Linked DNA regions of Homo sapiens: region 1 is linked to region 2. Evidence: chromatin loops called from intact Hi-C (ENCODE). Cell type or tissue: dorsolateral prefrontal cortex. All regions are shown on one strand. Links, peaks and the distances in the headings refer to the core of each region. The heading gives the core; the rest is flanking DNA.

The links. Hi-C counts contacts between places; a loop is a spot of excess contacts. Peaks named below come from ENCODE experiments on the same cell type or tissue, not always from the same donor. Only the 100,000 strongest peaks of a DNase experiment are listed, where the experiment ranks them.
Region 1: a loop joins it to region 2, with 2.4 times the contacts of the local background. A loop is called at or near these places in 9 of 110 quality-filtered maps.

Annotation. Positions count from the first base shown.
Region 1 is chr22:21,799,172-21,809,712 of GRCh38, reverse strand. It overlaps MAPK1 (mitogen-activated protein kinase 1), which reads left to right. Exons shown (of 9, transcript NM_002745.5): 2 at 1,867-2,049; 3 at 3,674-3,863. Among named protein-coding and RNA genes, the nearest start is that of MAPK1, 63 kb to the left of the region's middle. In dorsolateral prefrontal cortex, for the core only: no CTCF peak of the experiment used is centred there; a DNase peak (open chromatin) is centred at 5,682; H3K4me3 peaks cover 364 bases; H3K27ac peaks cover 1,312 bases.
Region 2 is chr22:21,944,207-21,954,747 of GRCh38, reverse strand. It overlaps PPM1F (protein phosphatase, Mg2+/Mn2+ dependent 1F), which reads left to right and starts at 1,900. Exons shown (of 8, transcript NM_014634.4): 1 at 1,900-1,956; 2 at 8,640-8,905. The coding sequence starts at 8,700. RefSeq lists a silencer at 1,708-2,117 and enhancers at 2,111-2,631, 2,678-2,747, 10,314-10,541. In dorsolateral prefrontal cortex, for the core only: no CTCF peak of the experiment used is centred there; a DNase peak (open chromatin) is centred at 7,527; H3K27ac peaks cover 3,914 bases.

The DNA.
Region 1 (10,541 bases), core at 3,057-8,056, 140 kb after region 2:
TCCAGCCTGGGCGACAGAGCGAGACTGCTTCCACAAAAAAATTTTAAAGAGGCCGGGGGGGAGGGCAGTTATTTCGTCACTGAGTGTTGATACAGTAGAGGGGCACACTGACCATAAACTCCTCTCTCCAAAAATTTTGTTGGATTATAATTTTGCAGAACAAATTATGACCACTTGTGACTGTTAACACTAGAAATTTATAATATTAACACTAGAAAATTGTAATGTTGAGTTTAAACCAGCATTTTATAACTAATCCGTGCTGTTGTTGAACTCTTGTTCTATGATTTGAATTACCAAAATAGAATTTTTTTCTAAAAATATTCCCAATATTGAATAAGCTTGCTTATTATATATGCTTTTTAATACTATGTTAAATTATTACTATTATATATGCTGTTGCCTAACTGAAAATCACTGGCTTAGGGCCTCATGTACCAAACCAAAGCAAAATAAGATTTGAGTAGTGGTTATTTTACTTAAGAAAATATACTTCATTTCAAAGCATTTGGGGCCACCTGTGTACTATATGTTAATGGTGTTGTAGGATAATTGGATCCTAGTAAGACAAAGTTCTCCTCCAGAGCATTATCTTGTCATAGAATCAGACAAATGTATCAATAATTCTTAGGATTAGTAGACTGATAAATATTATAGAAGCATAAACTTTATTTAATTTAGAGACGGAGTCTCACTCTGTCGCCCAGGCTGGAGTGCAGTGGTACAATCTTGGCTCACTGCCACGTGCATCTCCCAGGTTCAAGTGATTCTTGTGCCTCAGCCTCCCAAGTAGCTGGGATTGTAGGCACTTGCCACCATGCCTGGCTAATTTTTTTGTATTTTTAGTAGAGGCGGGGTTTCACCATGTTGTCCAGGCTGGTCTCAAAACTCCTGTCCTCAAGTGATCCAGCCGCCCCAGCTTCCCAAAGTGCTGGGATTGCAGGTGTGAGCCACTGCACCCGGCCCTAGAAGCATAAATTTTAGAATAAAGTTATTTTACTGCTTTCTATTCTAGCACTTACCCCAAGGAAACAAGAAATGTTGTCTTACTGCCTGTCAATGTTATTTGATTGCTTTGGTCAGTGGGCCAGATGTTGACATTTATTAATATGAAAATTTCTTATACACAAGATTGTAATAGAATGTTTATCATAAAGATAGTAGTAATACTCAAGATTCAAATTCATAAAATTGAAGGTATAATTTTTATTATTGCTTTTGCTTATAATTCTGGTTTATCAGACATTAAGGACAACTAGGAAAGAACTGGGCCCCATGTTATTGCCACAAATATGTTTTTTGAAGAATACTTTTCTAGGTTTTGTTATAAAACTACCCAAACATCTTGATTCAGTTTCTTGGGGGAAGAAATGGTCATGTTGTTTTGCAAGTGAGAGAAACAAAGTTAATAGAAGTAATCAAGGTGTTCTCTTGGGTCCATTTTTGTTAGGGATAAAGATGTACAGTTGTAGGTTATTTGAATGTTTCTTCTGTGTCAGAGGAATTTGATACAACAGTAAGAAGGTGTTTCAGAGACAGAAGTGATTACTCTCACCAGAATGCAGTTGCTGTTTAAGACAATGGGAGAATGCTTGTTTGTGTATTTCTGGGTTTATAAAGGCAAGACTTTCACCCAGTTAACAGGGCTAGGTTCTCTGTTAGTTTTGAGAGTCACTGTGTGCTCTCTCATGTCAGTTGCATCCATCCTCCCTAGCTTGAGGCCTTTTTGTGGATAATATACATGCTGCCTTCACGGGTATGAAACAGGTGTTTACACAGTGTTAAAAATATAATACTTTACCAACTTGCCTTCTTCAAATATTCTGAGGGCTGTTTTTAATGCCATCTCTCTCTCTCTTTTTTAAGCTCTGCTTATGATAATGTCAACAAAGTTCGAGTAGCTATCAAGAAAATCAGCCCCTTTGAGCACCAGACCTACTGCCAGAGAACCCTGAGGGAGATAAAAATCTTACTGCGCTTCAGACATGAGAACATCATTGGAATCAATGACATTATTCGAGCACCAACCATCGAGCAAATGAAAGATGTGTATCCTTTTTAGGCAACTGGCCAATTCCACTGCTTGGTAACCTTGTTGAGTAAATAGAACTTGAAATTTCCTGAACTTAAAGGAAAAGTGCATTAAACATGCTAAAGGGAAAATCGTAATCTGTTTGCTATTTACTCCCTAAGTCTAGTCATGGAAAATCTTGGTTAACTCTGTTTGCAGTCATGTTTCTTCTGTCCAAGGGATGGTTTGTTGTGATGATGAAAAGGTAAAGGGAAGATCAGTAGTAGACTAAGAAAGAGGGTGCCCTGGCTATCTACCTGGTGAAATCAGGACTGTCCTGATCTTAAGAGTCAGGTTACCACTTTAGGTCTCAGTTTCCCCACCTTTAAAATGAAGGAACTGGTCGTCATGATCTTTAAGGTCAACTGAGGTCTGAAATTATGTGATTAACTCTGACCAACATTTAGAAATCTGGACTGAACAGATCTAGAGGATGCTGCCTGGGTAAAGGCTCCATTTGAAAGATAGAGAGGTTAAGTATACTGAAGAGGATCTGCCAGAAGGGAAAGGGTTATACAGCACTCCTACCAGTTTACCCAATTTGTATTCCGCCCCTCCAGGGTGCGGGAGCTCGCTGTTTCTAGGCAGCCCTTTCCATTTTTAAACAGCTCTGTTAATAAGTTGTAGTGATATTTGAAGTGAAATGCCTCCTGCCACTACCACCTGTTGGTCCTGCTTTACTTTTTGCCATGAAAATAAGCCTCTCTCAGATGACAGATTTTTAAATCATGTTTCCTTTGAATCCCATGCTGCGCCTCCTATAGCATAAATCTGTAAGAAACAGAGACTAGTGTTTACACAGAAGTGAGTAAAAGAAATGTAGAAATACTGCTAATGAAATAATACTATGATGAAGTTAAAGGCTAAATGCTTTAATAATTTAATTTCTGTGAGAAAGAAAGTAGCCATAGCTAAACTTTTAGGTAGTTAAGTACGTGACCAGGCAAGAAAGCATGAGGAGGAAAACTAGCACAAACCCCTTCTTAGAACGACTTGCCCATAGTCTTACTTATTTAAGATCTTAACAGTAATGGAAGAGTCAAGAAAATAGACTTAGGGTTGGATTTACTAGTAAGAGTATGTTTCTAGACCTGTATTTCTGGAAGTTTTATGTTTGGCTTTTGAGGAGCTTGGGAGAGGAGGGGAGCGGCAACAAGAAGTAAAAAGAATAGTGACATTACAGGTTACTGGACCAAACAGAGGAGGGAGTATCTGCTACTTACAGGCTAACAGTGTTTCCAGCAAACCTTGGAGGGGGTTCGTTGATGGTGGACAATTTAGAGAGCAAAGAGGTTGAGACTTCAAGATTGACCAGAATTTCCCTAACAGCCTGTTTCAGATCTCAGTCTAGGCCCATAGCCGCATCAGTCAGATGTAATGCTGGAATGCCTGCCATCTCACAGGACCTAAAAGGAGTTAACGACTTCAGATTCTTTCCATGAAGGAAACCAAGTTTTCCTCAGTTTCTTCTTTCCTTTAAGGGCTTCATGGTGTAATGATGGACTGTTTGGGAAGAGAGTCAAGAGAGGATGCATTTTTGTTTTCAATGCTTTGCTAAATGTGACCAGCTAATTGGTGTTTTACCTTAACCTGTGCAAACAGATATATAGTACAGGACCTCATGGAAACAGATCTTTACAAGCTCTTGAAGACACAACACCTCAGCAATGACCATATCTGCTATTTTCTCTACCAGATCCTCAGAGGGTTAAAATATATCCATTCAGCTAACGTTCTGCACCGTGACCTCAAGCCTTCCAACCTGCTGCTCAACACCACCTGTGATCTCAAGGTCAGCCAGGTTATTTACTATTAAGGTGATATATATTGAAAAACCCTTTCACTGAAGCATAGTTATATTTGTCATTATTCATATTTTAAATTACACCAGAAATACCCAAAAACATGTTTATGGCAAAAATGCTAATAAAGTGTGGTAGTCCTCTTCTTCTTCCTTATCCCATTGCTCCTTTCTCCCCAGAGATACCTTTTTTTTTTTTTTCTTAAAGACAGAGTCTTAGTATGTTGCCCAGGCCGGTCTGGAACTCCTGGGCTCAAGCAGTCCTCCTTTCTTGGCCTCCCAAAGTGCTGGGATTATGTATGTGGGCCACAGCACCAGGCCGTGATAACTAACTACTATAACAAATTGGTGGCCAGTTGCGGTGGCTCACGCCTGTAATCCTAGCACCTTGGGAGGCCAAGGTGGGCCTTATCACCTGAGGTCAGGAGTTCAAGACCAGCCTGGCCAACATGGCGAAACCCCATCTCTACTAAAAATACAAAAATCAGCCGGGCGTGGTGGCATGCGCCTGTAATCCCAGCTACATGGGAGCTGAGGTAGGAGAACCGCTTGAACCTGGGAGGCGGAGGTTGCAGTGAGCCGAGATCACACCACTGCACGCCAGCCTGGGTGACAAAGCAAAACTCTGTCCTAAAAAACAAAGTGTATTTTCTCCCAAAGTATTTTCTATGCTCTTGCATACATGTGTATTTTTATACTTTATATAGATAAACAGGATCACGTACATTATGTGTTAGTTTTTTTGTTCGTTTGTTTGTTTTTTGAGATGGAGTCTCGCTCTGTCACCCAGGCTGGAGTGCAGTGGCGCGATCTCAGCTCACTGCAAGCTCTGCTTCCCAGGTTCCCGCCATTCTCCTGCCTCAGCCTCCCGAGTAGCTGGGACTACAGGCACCTGCCACCACGCCTGGCTAATTTTTCTTTGTTTTTGTATTTTTGTAGAGATGGGGTTTCACCGTGTTAGCCAGGATGGTCTCAATCTCCTGACCTTGTGATCCGCCCACCTTGGCCTCCCAAAGTGCTGGTATTACAGGCGTGAGCCACCGCGCCTGGCCTTATGTGTTAGTTTTAAAATCATGTTTTGTTGGTGACATTTTTCTTCAATAAATTTTATTCAAAAGATAGCAGCAGAAAACTTAACGTCACTGACTTTAATACCTAATAAGGCATTCCAACTAAATAAGAAAACCCCAAATTCTTTACAGTCCTCAGAGTTCTGAAAATATGCAGCATTTACATATTTCTGTTTTAATGGGTGTTACAGGTAAACGAGGGAAATTTATGGATATCTTAGATGTGACGGAGCGATGTCGATTCAGTCTAAAAAAATGCACAGGAATTCAAGAAGACCTAAATAAATGGGAAGGCATCCCATGTCTGTGGATCATAAGACTTAATACTGTTAAGATGGCAGTATTCTCCAAATTGATTTGCAGATTTAGTGCAATCCCTATCAAAGCCCCCAGTTGTTTTTTTCTGTAGAAATTGACAGGCTGATCCCAAAATTCATATGGAAATTCATATGGAGAACTGATACACTTCCTGATTTCAAAACTTACTGCAAAACACAGTAATCAAGACAGTGTGCTACTGGCATAAGAATAGACATATAGGTCAGTGGAATAGAAGTGAGAGTCAGTAAATAAACCCGTGTATCTATGGTCAACTGATTTTTGGCAAGGATGCCAGGACCATTCACTGGGGAAAGAATAGTCTTTTCAGCAAATGAATCTGGGACAACTGAATAGCCACATACAAAAAGATGAAAAAATTAACTCAAAATGGCTGGGTGCAGTGGTTCGCGCCTGTAATCCCAGCACTTTGGGAGGCCAAGGCCTGTGGATTGCCTGAGCTCCGGAGCAAGACCAGCCTGGGCAACATGGCAAAACCCCATCTCTACCGAAAATACAAAAAAATTAATCTGGGCGTGGTGGCATGTGCCTGTGGTCCCAGCTACTCAGGAGGCTGAGTGGGAGGACTGCTTGAGCCTGGGAGGTGGAAATTGCAGTGAGCAGAGATTGCACCACTGCACTCCATCTGGGGTGACAGAGTGAGACCTTGTCTCAAAAGGAAAAAAAAATTCAAAATGGATTGAAGAACTCAATTAAAAGCTAAAACTTTAATACTCTTAGAAAACATAGAAGTAAATCTTTGCAATCTTATGTTAGGCAAAGCTTCTTAGACATGACACCAAAAGCACAAGCAACAAAAGAAAAAAGTAAGTGGATTCCATCAAGATTAGAAACTTGTGCTACAAAGCAAACCATCAAAAAAGTGAAAAGGCAAGCCACAGAATGAGAGAAGGTATTTGCAAATCATACATCTGATAAGGGACTTAAAACTAGAATATATGAAGAACTCTTATAACTCAATAATGAAAAGATAAATAGCCTAGTTTAAAAAATGGACAAAGGATCTGAATAGACATTTCTCTAAAGAAGATATACAGATGGCAATAAGCACATGGAATGATAGATGCTTGACATCATTAGTCAGTAGAAAAATGCAAATCAAAATTACATTGAAACAACTTCATGCTAACTAGGATGGCTGTAGTTAAAAAGTCAGATAATAAGTGTTGGTGAGGATTCCACTCCTTAGTGAAAATGAAAACATGCATCTATACAAAAACTTGAACACAAATCTTCATAGTGGTATTGTTCACTATAGCCAGTAAGTAGAAACAATCCAAATGTCCAGCTGATGATGAATAAATACAGTGTGGTGGATCCACACAGTAGAAGAGAAAGGAGTGAAGTACTGATAATGCTACAACATGGATGAATCTTGGAAACATGTCTGTGAAGGAAGGCAGCCACAGAAGACACATATTGTATGATTCTGTTTACGTGAAATGTCTAGAATAGGCAAATCCATAGAGACAAAAATTAGAATTAGTGGATTACTGATTGCCTAGGGCTAGAGGAGTTGGGAGAATAAAGAAGGAAGGAATACTAACTCACTGGAATTTCTTTTTGAGGTTATAAAAATATTTTCAAATTGGATGGTGGTAATGGTTAATTTCCACCATTATAATACTAAAACCATTGAGTTATACACTTTAAATGAGCAAATTGTATGGTGTGTGAATTATAGGTTAATAAAGCTGCTTAAGTACATATATATGTATAGCAATAATCATTTATTGGATTTCAGTTCAACAGACACTCCTATGAGAAGCCCTTTGAGATACGCCAGACAAGAGAGATGAGGGTCTGCCCTTGAAATCTGAAAACTGATAGATCAGAAATCTGGTAGACAGTAGGTGATTATAATGAGATGTTCTGTAACTGAGATGGAGAAAAAGATGGTGTACAAATGCAAAGGAGAGAGGTGGGCTAGCGCTGGCTGGGACTGGGAGGCAGCAGGAAGAAGGTGGTATCTGTGCCGGCCCTCGAGGTTGGGTAGCTTTTCTTGCGGGAGGCCAGTGGCTCTATTGGACATAGGGTATCATAGGCAGAGAGTACAGAAATAAAATAAGAAGGAAGGGACTACTACCGAAAGCACTGAGTCTTCCTCCCTGTGGCTGCAGCATTGGATGAGTAATAGGGAGTCATCGACACTAAGCTAAAAAGGTTGGTTGCAAGTAGATCGTGGGGAACCTTCTAGAACTGTGTGTAAAAAGCGGTGGGTTTTGTCACGGTGGGTGAACACGGTGGCCAATGTCCAGTGAGATGTAAAGGACAGCTTCCTTCATCAGATATTGTGTGGATTGGACTCTGTCCCCTCTTAGGATCCTTCTGATACAGGTTTATGTCTTTTCCACATGGGATGGAACCAGCTCCTTTACCTGGATCAGTGCAACCAAGAGTCAGGTGGGCACAAAACGAATAAAGCTATGTTTAGGATGGCTGTACTACTTCTTTGGCACTTAATGATTGTCTTGAAAATTTGCAGTGAATATTTTTATGTCTCCTCGTGTTTTTTTTTTCTTTTGGTTATCATCATAGCCCTGTTATGGCAGATTGCTTTTGTTTTTGGAGAGACATTCTCAATCAATATTTTAAGCATATAACATTTCTGGGAAGAATTGGCTCTTATTTTTGCTTGAAAGTGTTCATCTTTAAGAATAAAACAAATAGAACCAGACTACTCTCTCTGTTGTCTCTTCCCAGTTTATGGACTTGTCTTTAAGGCCATTCTGTTCACCTACTCACACTCACACACACGAGTTGTTGGCCGTGGCATAATTTAGGCATCGTCTTGAAAACCCAAGTTAACACAAAGAATCAGAAGCATAACAAATTGACTAACATTTTATTTTATTTTATTTTATTTTTATTTTATTTATTTTTATTTTTATTTTATACTTTTTCGAGATAGAGTCTTGCTCTGTTGCCCAGGAGTACAGTGGCATGATCTCAGCTCACTGCAACCTTCACCTCCTGGGTTCAAGCAATTCTCCTGCTGAAGCTTCCTGAGTAGCTGAGATTACAGGTGCCCACCACCATGCCTGGCTAATTTTTGTATTTTCAGTAGATACGGGGTTTCACCATATTGGCCAGGCTGGTCTCGAACTTCTGATCTCGTGATCCGCCCGCCTTGACCTCCCAAAGTGCTGGGATTCTACAGGCATTTGCCACCACACCCGGCCTTTACTGATATTTTAAAAGTATACAGCAGTCAGGTGCCATGGCTCACGCCTGTAATCCCAACACATTGAGTGGCTGAGGCAGGCGGATCGCCTGAGGTCAGGAGTTCAAGTCCAGTCTGACCAACTTGGTGAAACCCTGTCTCTACTGAAAATACAAACAAATTAGCTGGGTGTGGTGGCGCACACCTGTAATCCCAGCTACTTGGGAGGCTGAGGCACGAGAATCAGTGGGAGGCAGAGGTTGCAGTGAGCTGAGATGGCACCACTGCACTCCAGCCTGGGCAACAGGGTGAGACTCCATCTCAGAAAAAAAAAAGTATACAGCAATGTGTGTGCATCATTCTCATGGGTATAAATGCGAGAAGAGAGAATCTCATTCAAAGATGAGTATGGTATGTCACTGATTTGTTACAGTGAGCGTGTCAAAGCAGGGCAAGAGGCAGTGGCAGTTCAGTGTGCATATGACAGTTGAGAACACCACATGAGGAGAGGACTTGTGTTTGCTGGAGCTCTGGGATCACTGCACATTTATCACATCCTCAGTGCCATGTGACCATGATGCCTATTCCCACAGGCCCCTTGGCCTAGGAAGTTTGTAACTTGCAGCGTCACTGACCTCCTGTTATTTAGGTCCTTTCAGATTTTCAAGAAGATTTCTTCAACCTTCATCCAATGACTTCTATGTTACAGTGTTTTTTACTCTTGAACCCTTACCAAAATATCTTGAACCCTTATCGATATCAGCTATTATCAGTGTCTTAGACCTTTAACTTTTGGCTCTGTTATCAGTCAAGGCCGACAGAAATAAGCTTGCTTTTTGGTTTCCATAAACATGCTTTGCACTTATTTTATGAAGCTTAAGACCCAGCAGACATTGACATCTTAGGACCCTTCCGGGATCCTCTCTTGTAGACTTTATTCTTCAGGACCACAGGAACTCACCAGGGTTACAGACCCTATTTGGAGGCTCTGCTAGCACATTTCTAGTGTAACTACCAGGGAACGTGAGCTATACTAGTCTGTGCCCTTGTTTACTAGACTGATCCCACAGAAATCCCAGTAGGAGTCACAAGATGCTGGGATCACAACATGTGAAAATTCTGGCTATGCCTATGAAAGAAAGACTCTGATAGATACAAATGAAACACGTCTTTGGGGCATCCTTTGTTTTTGAAAATCTGAATTTACACAGCCCAAAAGGTATATTTTCTTGTACCATATCCTTATTTATTTTCCTTTGTATGGAATTATACTGAGTACTACTGCTTTTTTATTTTGTAGCCTTGGCATTGTATTGATTAGTGTCATGTAAATTTGGTTAGTCTTTGATTTTATAGTGTTGACAGACCTTAAAAAAAAATCATGGCCAGGCATGGTGGCTCACACCTGTAATCCCAACACTTTGGGAGGCTGAGGTGGTTGAATCACCTGAGGTGAGGAGTTCGAGACCAGCCTGGCCAACGTGGTGAAACCCCATCTCTACTAAAAATAGAAAATAAGCCACACCATGATATTGGAGGGCCAGATGATGAAAGGCCAGTAGATGCTTGAGACCGGAGAAAATGAGAAACTATGTATTTTTTAAAAATAAAATATTCTTAAGTATATGAAACTTTAAAAAAAAAAAGCTTTGGGAGTAGGTTTGACTACCTAGAAGAAGGAAGTGGGAAGAATCTTTGGAAATACTTATATTTATAGACTAAGTAGAAGACTAGCAGAAAGTAGAGTCTGAGAATAGAAGGCCAGTGCAGATCTTCACAGCAGTCCTGAGAGCTCCAGCAGGACAGGCTGAGAAAAGGGTACTGGTTGGTTTTGGTGACTACTCAGAACAGTTTTTGTCAATTCACCTATTGAGATTGCTTTGTGCTAAGCAGATAATGAAAGGTAGGGATGCTTCTTAAAGTGTGCTCTGTAAAGACTTCTTCAGCCTGCATCCTGGTCTCTAACATGTTGATTGCTTTTCAGGTTGTTGGGAAAATTAAATAATGATTTTCTAGAATGCCCAGAAAGTATCTGCCACTTAGTAGCATTATTATTCCTATTGCCTTTTTTATTTTTGTGATGTTTTGATATGAAAG
Region 2 (10,541 bases), core at 5,466-10,465:
GCCTCAAGCCTTGCTCATGGTTACTGCCCTGACAGGGATCTAGGAAAGAGTGAGCAGGAGAATGGGATGAGGCAGGACCCTCCGCCCCAGCCCTGCTTTCTCTGCCCAGACACCTCCTGCCTTGCAGACCCAACCCCACCCCAGATGGTTTCCTTTCCAGTCACCCAGCTGCTAGTTCTCCAGGTTCCTGGTCTCACTCCAGGTTCCTCCTGTTAGAGAAGCATCCCAGAGACATTCATTCCTGGCAAGGACACAGGCCTGCGGACCTGAAGGTCAGGTGGGCAGAGCCACATAAGATCTGGTGCCCCATCCTCCATTTAAAAAATTATACTTTCCAACGGCATTGGTATAAAGGTGAATATATTAATATCATATATTAAAACATTTTCTTTGACATAAAGGTTTCTTTCTTCTGCCTTTAAAATAAAATATTTTGGCCAGGTGTAATGGTTCACACCTATAATCCCAGCACTTGGGAAGGCTGAGGCAGGAGGATCACTTGAGCCCAAGAGTTCAAGACCAGCCTGGGCAACATAGAGACCCTGTCTCTACAAATTTTTTTTAATCAGCTGGGCGTGGTGGTGCTTGCCTGTGTTCCCAGACACTAGGAAGGCTGAGGCAGGAGGGGAGGGTCACTTGAGCCCAGGAGTTTGAGGCTGCAGTGAGCTGTGATCATGCCACTGCACTCCAGTGTGGGCACCAGAGAAGGAGCTTGTCTCTAAAAAGAGAGAAAAAGAATATTTTCAAGAGCCTCTGTGTTGGCAGAAAAATGGCCCTTCAGAGATGTTCATGTCCTATACCTGTGCCTGTGTTAGATTACATGGCAGACCCGGCATAGTGGCTCACGCCTGTACTGTAATCCCAGCACTTTGGGAGGCCGAGGCAGGCAGATCATTTGAGGTCAGGAGTTTGAGACCAGCCTGACCAACATGGTGAAACCCCATCTCTACTAAAAATACAAAAAAAATTAGCCGGGCATGGTGGTGCGTGCCTGCAGTCCCAGCTACTCGGGAGGCTGAGGCAGGAAAATCGCTTGAACCAGGGAGGCAGAGGTTGCAGTGAGTCGAGGTCATGCCACTGCAGTACAGCCTGGGTGACAGGGTGAGACTCCGTGTCAAAAAAAAATAATAATAATAATAAGGGGCAAAGGGGAATTAAGGTTGCTAATCAACTGATTTAGAGAGATGATGCTGGACTATCTGGGTGGGCCCAATGGCATCAGGAGGGTCTTTAGAAGTAGCAGAAGGAAGCAGAGGAGGGAACCAGAGGTGGCAGTGTGAGAAAGGCTCAACTGGCCATTGCTGGCTTCGAGGCTGTAGGAAGGGGCCACGAGCCAAGGTATGCAGGGAGCCCTTAGGAGCTGGAAAAGGCAGGGGAACAGTTTCTCCCCTAGAATCCTCAGAAAGGAACGCATTCTGGCGATCCCTGGATCTTCGCCCACTGAGGCTAAGTGGACTTCTGACCTCCAGAACGGAAAGATAACAAAAGCCTCAACGTTTGTGGAAACAAACAACTCATAATGAGCCTGGGACTGTGCCTCCTTCCCGGACGGATGAGCCTGCCTGGGCAGTCTGGGTTTGCATCCCTGCTCTGTCACTTACCAGCTATTGACGGCAGAAGTTGCTTAATTTCTGGGCGCTGTGACCTAGGGATTGCTTTCCCCATCCAGCCGCCCACCCAAAGCTGCAGAAGAGAAGCAAGAGGCTGGTGACTGGGGCGGCTCCGGAGCCCAGGTGGAGCCGCAGTTCGCCTACCACTAAAGGGCCGCAGTCACCGTCCACGTAGCCGCCAGGGGGCAGCAGAGGTCCGGCCCCGCCAGCCTGGAGGCCCGACTGCGCCTGCGCGGCGCCCGCGGCGCCCGCGGCGGCCAGGGACGGGAAGTGGGCGGGGCCGGCCGGCAGCAGCTTGCGGGACACGGAGCCGCGAGGAGACAGCTGAGGCCCGCGGAGACCAGGGGTGAGGAGGCCGGGGGGGACGGGATTAGAGGGCTGACGGGGCTGGGACGAGGGTCAGGCGAGCGCCCAAGGCGCACAGGGGTGAAATGGGACCGAGGAACCGGAGGGGTGGAATCAGAGGGCTGGGGAGGCAAGGAGGCCGAGACGAGGCTCACATGGGTGCACCGAAAGGGTGCGGGGGTGCAGTGCGGGGGGCCGAGGAGCAAGAGGGGCCGCTGCGGACATGAGGAACCCGAGGCTGGGAGTTGGGGGGCTGGGGAGCCAAGGGGGCAGAACTGGGGGGCAGGCGGGGGTGTGGCCGAGCCGAGGGCCTGGTAGGGACCGAGGGCTATGAGGCAGAATCGGGTGCTGAGGGGGACGCGCCCCATTTTCCGAGATTTGGCCTCTCCCCACCCCCCAGGAGCCTCTGGGCCGGCACGTTGCCCCATATCCCCCCAGTCCCTGCACCTTCAGGGGCCCAGTCTGCCTGATGGCCCCCGGCTCCGCGGCCTCCCAAGCGTCCGTGAAGCGAGCGTCAGCTGCACAAGTGCTCGGGCTGCAGCTGCTTCAGCCACAGGTCTGTGAGCCAGAGCCTCAGGCGCGGAGGCCGGGCACATTGCCGCTGGGTTCGGTCAGGCAAGCCCCTGAACCTGTCTGTACAACAGGAAGAACTGGCTCCGGCTGCAGGGATTTCGGCACAGCGCTTGACACACAGTGAGGCCCACTGCATGGTGGCGGGCTCCTTCGAAGCCTTCCACCCTGCGGGACAGAGTCACACATGTCGTGGTGGCATTCCCCGGGACAAGTTCTCTGGGCCCAGCTGAGCTCTCACCACGGGGGATAGAAAGTGGGGCCGGCCAGCACTCTGAGGCCATCTCCAGTCTCTTCTGTTGTCAAATTTCGCTCTTTTCCTCCTGCACGCGAGGTGGAAATACCAAAGGCATTGGGCATCCAGAGACCTTGATTGAGTTCGCTTTGCCCTTTCACCTGTGTGAGACCTTAAATGGGTGCTTGCCCTCCTATAACCTATTTCTTCATCTGCAGTGTAGCCTGACAGTATGTACTTCTCAGCGTAGTTGTGAGAGGTAAACAAAACGAATGCATTTCTGAAAGCCATGAACCTCTACACAAGTTCATTTGTGGAATTCCTTTAAGATACCCCCTGAAGGCCGGGCGCGGTGGCTCATACCTGTAATCCCAGCACTTTGGGAGGCCGAGGCAGGCATATCACCTGAGGTCAAGAGTTCCAGACCAGCATGGCAAAATCCCATCTCTACTAAAAATACAAAAATTAGCCGCGCGTGGTGGCAGGTGCCTGTAATCCTAGCTACTCAGGAGGCTGAGGCAGGAGAATTGCTTGAACCTGGGAGGCGAAGGTTGCAGTGAGCTGAGATCCCACCATTGCACTCCAGCCTGGGCAACAAGAGCGAAACTCCCTCTCAAAAAAAAAAAAAAAAAAAAAAAGGATACCATCTGACCTGAAGCCAACCGAGTCTTTTAAGACCTGGCGCTGCTGCCCACTGCACCCTTCAGAGTGGTGTAGCTTCCTCAGCCCATGCCACCCGCCAGTCACTCTTCCCTCTGCCATCACACTTACCACCTGCTGTACACAAAGGGCCATCGTGGGCTCCCTGACTACAGGGAGCTTACAGTCTATCAAGAAAGTCAGGCCTGTAGAAAGAAATGGTCATTGCACAGCAATGTGACTATGCTTAATGCCATGGAACTGTACGCTTAGAAATGGTTAAAAGGATACATAGTGTGTATATTTTACAACAATAAAAAAAATTTATATATGTAGAAAAAAAATCTAGGATTTACATCTAACTATTATTAGTATTAGTAGTTATGAATAAAGAAATAAGAATCTCTTTTGGTAGAAAAAGGTTGGCCAGGCGTGGTGTCTCATACCTGTAATCACAGCACTTTGGGAGGCTGAGGCGGGCAGATCACCTGAGGTCAGGAGTTCGAGACCAGCCTGGCCAACATGGTGAAACCCCATCTCTACTAAAAATACAAAAAAATTAGCCAGGCGTGGTTGTGGGTGCCTGTAATCCCAGCTACTAGGGAGGCTTAGGCAGGAGAATCACTTGAACCTGAGAGGCGGAGGTTGCCGTGAGCCAAGATTGCGCCACTGCACTCCGGCCTGGGTGACAGAGCAAGACTCTGTCTCAAAAAAAACAAAAACAAAAAAAAACAGTTAACATGAATGATGCTTTTGTTACACTATAGTGGTGCAGTTCCCTTTTCTAAGGATTGCTGGGTTTTTTTCATTACCTTGGTTCTGCAGTTAAGCAAGACTCAACAAGTATTTTTTCTATGTCCCCTAAAAAACTGCAGTTGTTAAACCCTGCATTCGTTAAGCTTAGGAGTCAAAACTAATGCACTAGAGGAAAATAAATATTTTAAATTAAAAAAAAAAAAACTTTTTACAAGTCAGATGTGAGCAAAAGTGCCATAGAGACATGAAAGAGAGCATGCTGGATCCAAAGATGGGGAGATTTCAGCAAAGCCTCAAAGGATCTGAGAGATCTCGGGAGGCAAAATGGAAGGAGGGCACCACAAAACAAGGAGGGGAGGGGCTGCCCTAGGGTGGGGGGTACACAGAAATGGAAGGAGGAGCCATGAGAGAGCCAAAGCCCAGAGCTGGTGGCCAATGAGGGACAGGTCAGGGATAGAAGGAGTCAGAATGACTTCCCAGGTGTCATCACAGTTAAGGCCCAGGTTCCCCAGCATGAACCCCACCCTGGGACTTTGGGCAAGTTCCTTAGCTCTTCTGCTACAGCCTGCCCTGTGAAGTGGGGATAACCACAAGAGGTTGTTGGGAGGCTAAAAGCCATCCCAGGAAGAGTGCTCAGAGCAGGGGCGGATGGCAGCTGGCAGCACCGTCAGCCACACCCCTGCAGCTGCCCCCCGATGAGTTTGCTTTGCCATTTCTCACCTATGTGGGACCTTAAATAGGTTCTAGGAGGGTGAGCACCCATTTGGTGTGCAGTGGGGCCCTGATCCAGGAGGAACCAGCTGCCAGTCGCATTTGGTCAGACTGGTCCAGGCAGGCGGTGCTGGGATGCAGGAGTCCAATGTCCCTCCCATGCCCACCCCGGGCTCTTGGTGATTTGCACAGGCTCATGCACACGTCCCTCTTATTCGGAGTTTTTCACTGGTGTGCCCTGCTCAGGAAAGCCCAGCACCAGGCTCCGCTGCCTCTGGTGCTCTCCCAGCTCTCCCTACTCCCTGCGGCTTGCCGCTGGCCTCCATGCCATTCCTGATGCTGTCTCTTCCAGTTGATCCCTCAAAGAACCACAGCACTGTCCCCTGCCCCTCCAGGCACTCCCAGGGCTGCCTCTGGTTTCCCTTGGTGAGGAATTTCTCCTTCCTGCCGGGTGTGCCATGGTGTACGTCAGATTCAGGAGCTTATTGGGAAAAGGAAGGAAATGATTCCTGTCCCTTTCGACATCTGGGCTCCAGGGAGAGAAAGCTGTGTCCTGGTTTCTCTCCTCACCCCTTGCCTTAGGTTGGTGATGCAGAAACAAGGGTGCTTGGTCCCCAGCAAGTAAGATGGCCCTGGGCACCCTGCCTTTGTAACAAGAGCAGGCAGTTGGCACAGGCCCTGAGAGTAAGCCAGCCTGTCCCCTCTACAGATGCAGACAGAGCTTCACACACACACATCATCACACCCCCCAGACCTTACTTAGTACACATGGCACAGACACCATTGAGGCATGTGCAGATAGTGGGCACAAGGCACAGAGAGAGCAGGCAGGTGGCCACAGTGAATCAGGGTCTGTAGTGCAGACAGGAGGAGCCACCCTCCCTGAGGGAACAGGCCGATTGTGGGGAGGGGCTCACGGCACAGGAAAGAGTACCCCAAGGTCAGGAGGCAAGAAGGAGGCACCTGCATCCCAAAAGGTCCAGCAGACGTCACCAGCAAATGGGGTGGAAGTGAAGGGTCTTGAATTCTGCCCTTGACAGTGGGGCTTTACACTGTGGGCAGGGGTTTCTCCAGGGGGGCCCTCTGTGTGCTCTAGCGGGGAGCATGCTGTCCTCTCACTTGGATCCTAATCATAAATTCACATGAGCACATTTTGTGGTGAGACAGTAGAGCCTCCAGATCACTTGGAATTGCAAGGGAGTGGGAGGAGGCCCCAGGCACTGGCAGTTGCTGGGGGCAGCTCTGCATCGTTCACATTCTCCCAGAAGCTCCAGGGGCCAGGGCAGTCCCAGGCAGAAGAGGGGCCCTTGGCCGCTTGCACTGCTTGAGGGCAGCCAAGCTTGCTGGGAAATTCACGCCATCTTCGAATGCCTTACAGCTCTGCTGGGGCATGGCTGGCAGGACGTGCCGCCTCCTCATTGACCTACTAGGGCTCCCAGCCTCTGCTCATTTCTCCAGCTCACAGTCTTCCCTTTGTCGTTTGAATGTCAGTGTCCCTCCTGCTCTCAAAGTGATTTTTCCTTTTTTGCTTTATGTTCTTTTTTTTTCTTTTTTGGTAGAGATGGGGGGTGGGGGGGGGGTGGCGATCTCACTGCCCAGGCTGGTCTTGAACTCCTGGCCTCAAGCACTCCTCCTGCCTCACCCTCCCCAAGCGCTGAGATATAGACCTGAGCCACAGCGCCTTGCCAGTTGTTTTATGTTCTTTATCCTTTTACCTGCTTGCCTTCTGTAACCTGGGTTGCATTAAATTTACTCCTACTTGTGAGTAAATGTGAACCATAGCAATAAATTTAGTCTATCCCCAGAACCTTCAGTAGCAAGCACCCCTATTCCTACGTTATTTGTATGTGTCCACTTTAAATAAATTACCTTTCAATTCTGCCTCTAAAAGAAGAGAAGGGTTTTGTGTTTTGTTAATTTACCACCCTTCACCCCTTGCATTCCAAATCCCTCACTGATCAGACATTTAACTTGGTGCTGGGACCTTTCCCTCTGCCCACCCCATTCTCTTTTGTGTTTTTTATCTTTAGGCTTCCAGAAGGCTTGTTCCAAGTTAGCAATTCCTGATAAGGACAGCCCTCTTGTGGGCTGTGAGCTCCCTGCATCTCTTACTTCCCACTCTCTTCATCCTGCACCTCAGGCCCCTGCCACAGCCGCCCTTTTAGCAAAGTTTGTAGGCAGAGTCTGTGGCTATTCTAAGACTGATGATTCTAGAAGATTCTCCTTGCCTTCTTCGTTCAGTTTTCAGAACCTGGAAGTCCTCATGAAGGTGATGGGCTGTGAAACTGTTCCCCAAATTCTCCACCCTAGAACTCGGGGTGTTCCTCAGAGTCTCATGTCCGTTTGTCACCATAAAAGAATGCAGTTTTTCTCCCTGGCTTAGTAACTGTGTAGGATTTCTTTTTTATTTTTTTCTGGATCCAATCTCATCCACTACTGCGTAGGACTCGCTGAATAAAGTTTCCCAGCCTGAGTGTTAGACAAAGCCCAAGGTGGAGTCCCCGCTGTGGGGAGGGTTTGGAGGGGTCAGGCACCCGAGAGGAAGGGGGCAGGAGAGAGAAGGGTCCATGCTGAGTGGGTGCTGGCAGGGAGGCCCAGGTGTGGGGCCTGGAGGTGAATCCCCGGGGCGACGCAAAGAACATGGAAGGGGGGGCGCTGGAGAGCTGTTTGGGTATAGGCAAGGCAGGCAGGCTGGGGAGGCGACTATGGAGATTCGGAGTTAGGAGAGAAGAGGAGCCAGAGCCACCCTGGGAGGAGGCTGTGAGGCACCATGTGCCTCTTTCCAGTGAGAGAGAAGCCGGTGAGGGAGTGAAGGCACAGGCTTTGCGATCCCTCTTTGGCCCTGTCTTCCTTCTGACACCTCAGGCGAGGGACTAACCCTCTCCAAACCTTGGGATTCTCATCTGTGAAATGGGGGCTTGTCCTGGCTCCTGGGGTGTTAGGGGCAACTCCCAGGGCTGGTCAGCTCTGGTCATCCCTAAGGACTTAGGGAGGAAGAGCCCACATGCCGCACAGTGGGGTCAGCGCCTGGAACTGTCCACAGTGCCCCTCTTCCAGCCAGGGCTTAGCAGGCCTGAGCCATTCTAGGCTCACAATTCCCTCCTCCTATTAGAGAGCATTGAATAGGCTCGATGGTGTCCCACAGCACCTCCTGTCTGTCCCAGATTAAACCTCTGCTTCTCTCCTGGCCACCCCTTGGGTGGCCCCAGCAGCCTCTGGGGATCCCTTCCTGCTCCCACTCTGGCCTATCTCCAAAACAGCCCTGGGCCGGCCTCCCGCATCTTGGCCCTTCTCTTTCCTCCCCTGAACACCACTAGAGCCCCAACAGGTGTCCCTCCTGCCATCTGGTCACCACGTCCAGGCTCACAGACCTGGTGGCTTCACTCCCTCACCTCAGAGCCCTCCTGGCTGCTCGGGACCCGTGATCAGGTTGAACCCCCTCACCTACCTCAGTGCCTGGCCTCGGCATCCCTGTCCTGCTCGTCTCTGGCCACGCTGGCCACCCTCTGCCAGGAACAGTCTTCCTCCTCTGTCACTTCTTGACAATGTCCACCCAGCTGCTGCTCCTGGCACCATCTCCTGAGACCGGATCTCTGGATGCCCACAAGTCCCCACCTGGACTCATGTCAAAACAGTGGCCAGGGTTGTCCCTCCACCCTCTAGTGGCCCTGAACCATGAGGCCATGCACCTGCCACATGGTGCTTGCAGGTGGGCACCTGCATTGCTGGTGCCATGGCCCCCTGATTCTGCTGACTCTGACATTTCTCCCCAGGGTGAAGCCTGGAGACCCTCTTGCCCTGGCCTAGCTGCAGGCCCCCGGGATGCTTTGGGCATGTCCTCTGGAGCCCCACAGAAGAGCAGCCCAATGGCCAGTGGAGCTGAGGAGACCCCAGGCTTCCTGGACACGCTCCTGCAAGACTTCCCAGCCCTGCTGAACCCAGAGGACCCTCTGCCATGGAAGGCCCCAGGGACGGTGCTCAGCCAGGAGGAGGTGGAGGGCGAGCTGGCTGAGCTGGCCATGGGCTTTCTGGGCAGCAGGTAGGCCTGTGCACCCCCAAAGGGGACGGGGAGTAAGGGCACGGCACCAGGGCCGACAAGGGATGTGGCTGCTGCTCCCCTACACGTCCAGCCCCACACGGGGATCTGCAGCCCCGGATCCCTATGCAGCACCATGTGGAACTCCCGTGGCTGCTATGGCAAAGCACCACACACTGGGCACTCAACACAGCCAAAGCTCATTCTTTCACAGGGCTGGAGGCCAGAGTCCAAGATCAAGGTGGCAGCTGCGCCATGCTCTCTCAAAGGCTGCAGGGAAGAGTCTGCCTTTCTGTTAGTGCCTGGCCTTGACTTCCTGGAGGTCCTTGGCTTGTAGACTCATTCCTCCTAGCTGGCCTTGTTGCACACGGCATCTCCCCATGTGTGTGTCTGTGCCTTCACACCTCCCCACCCTGCCTGCTGTGTGTCTGTGACTCCTCCTCTTGTAAGGACATGGGCATTTTGGACCAGGGGCTGCCCTCCTACAGTGTGATCTCATCTTTCTTTTTGTGGAGAATGGGGTCTCGCTATGCTGCCCAGGCTGGTCTCGAATTTCTGGGCTCCATGGATCCTCATGTTTTTGCCTCCCTAAATGCTGGGATTACAGGCATGAGCCACTCCAGCCAATGTGACCTCATGTGAACATAACTAATTACATTTGCAAAGACTTTAACTCCAAATAAGATCATATTCTGAGCCACAGGGGGCTGGGGCTTCAACATACCTTTTAGGGAACACAATTTATTGCATAGCAGCTGATAAGCAGTACGTCCTGTTTCCGATCCGTGTGATGGACGAGGAGGCAGAGGTGGGTAGATGAAGAGGCTGGCCTGAGGCCTTACAGTCAAGGAGTGGCAGAGCCACATGGCACCCCAGCCACCACGATCTGAGAGATAGCTGGCACTGTCCCCCTTCCACAGGTGAGGAAGCTGAGGCACAGAGAGGTAGCACAACTAGCCGAGCAGATTTCGGGGAAGATAGAGAGTTGGGTGTCCACCGGCAGACAGTGTGTAGCTGTCGCCTAGGCTGAACTCAGAGGTCCTTTCCTTGGAAGACCCTTGCCCTCCCCTTCATTTATTCATTCATTCTGGAAGCATTTGTCCCATGAAAGATGGTGAAGGACAAGGTCTTTTCTCGAACCCTCTCTGCTCAGACAGGGTCTTGGAGTTAGGCTGTCTGTCTGGCACAGGGGACAGCTCATGGAGGTGAGCAGGCTGGTGGGCCGCGTGCTGTTTCTGTGAACCTAGTCCCTTGCTGAGGGGATGTGCGCATGGTCCCCAGTCCCAGCATCACCCAAATCACCTGAAATATCACCTGAAGCCATGACAGGCCCTCAGCCATAGCTCCCTCTGACAGAGCCACCATCCTCGGTGGCTGCCTCAGTATCCCCCAAGTGTGCACTTCCTTTGCCCCTTGCAGCGAATCAACTCTGTTCCTGACACCCACCAAGGGCCTATTTTCCTTGACCCCAGGCCCTAGCAGAGTCAGTGACTTGTGCTCTCCCTGTGCAACATGGGCACAAACATTGCTAAGTGTCAGCCACATGCAAGGGCTATGCCACCCAGCATCCCCCACAGCTGCCTAGAGCTCAGGAGGAAATGTCCGGTGACCACGCTCCATGAGGTCATGGCATGCGCAA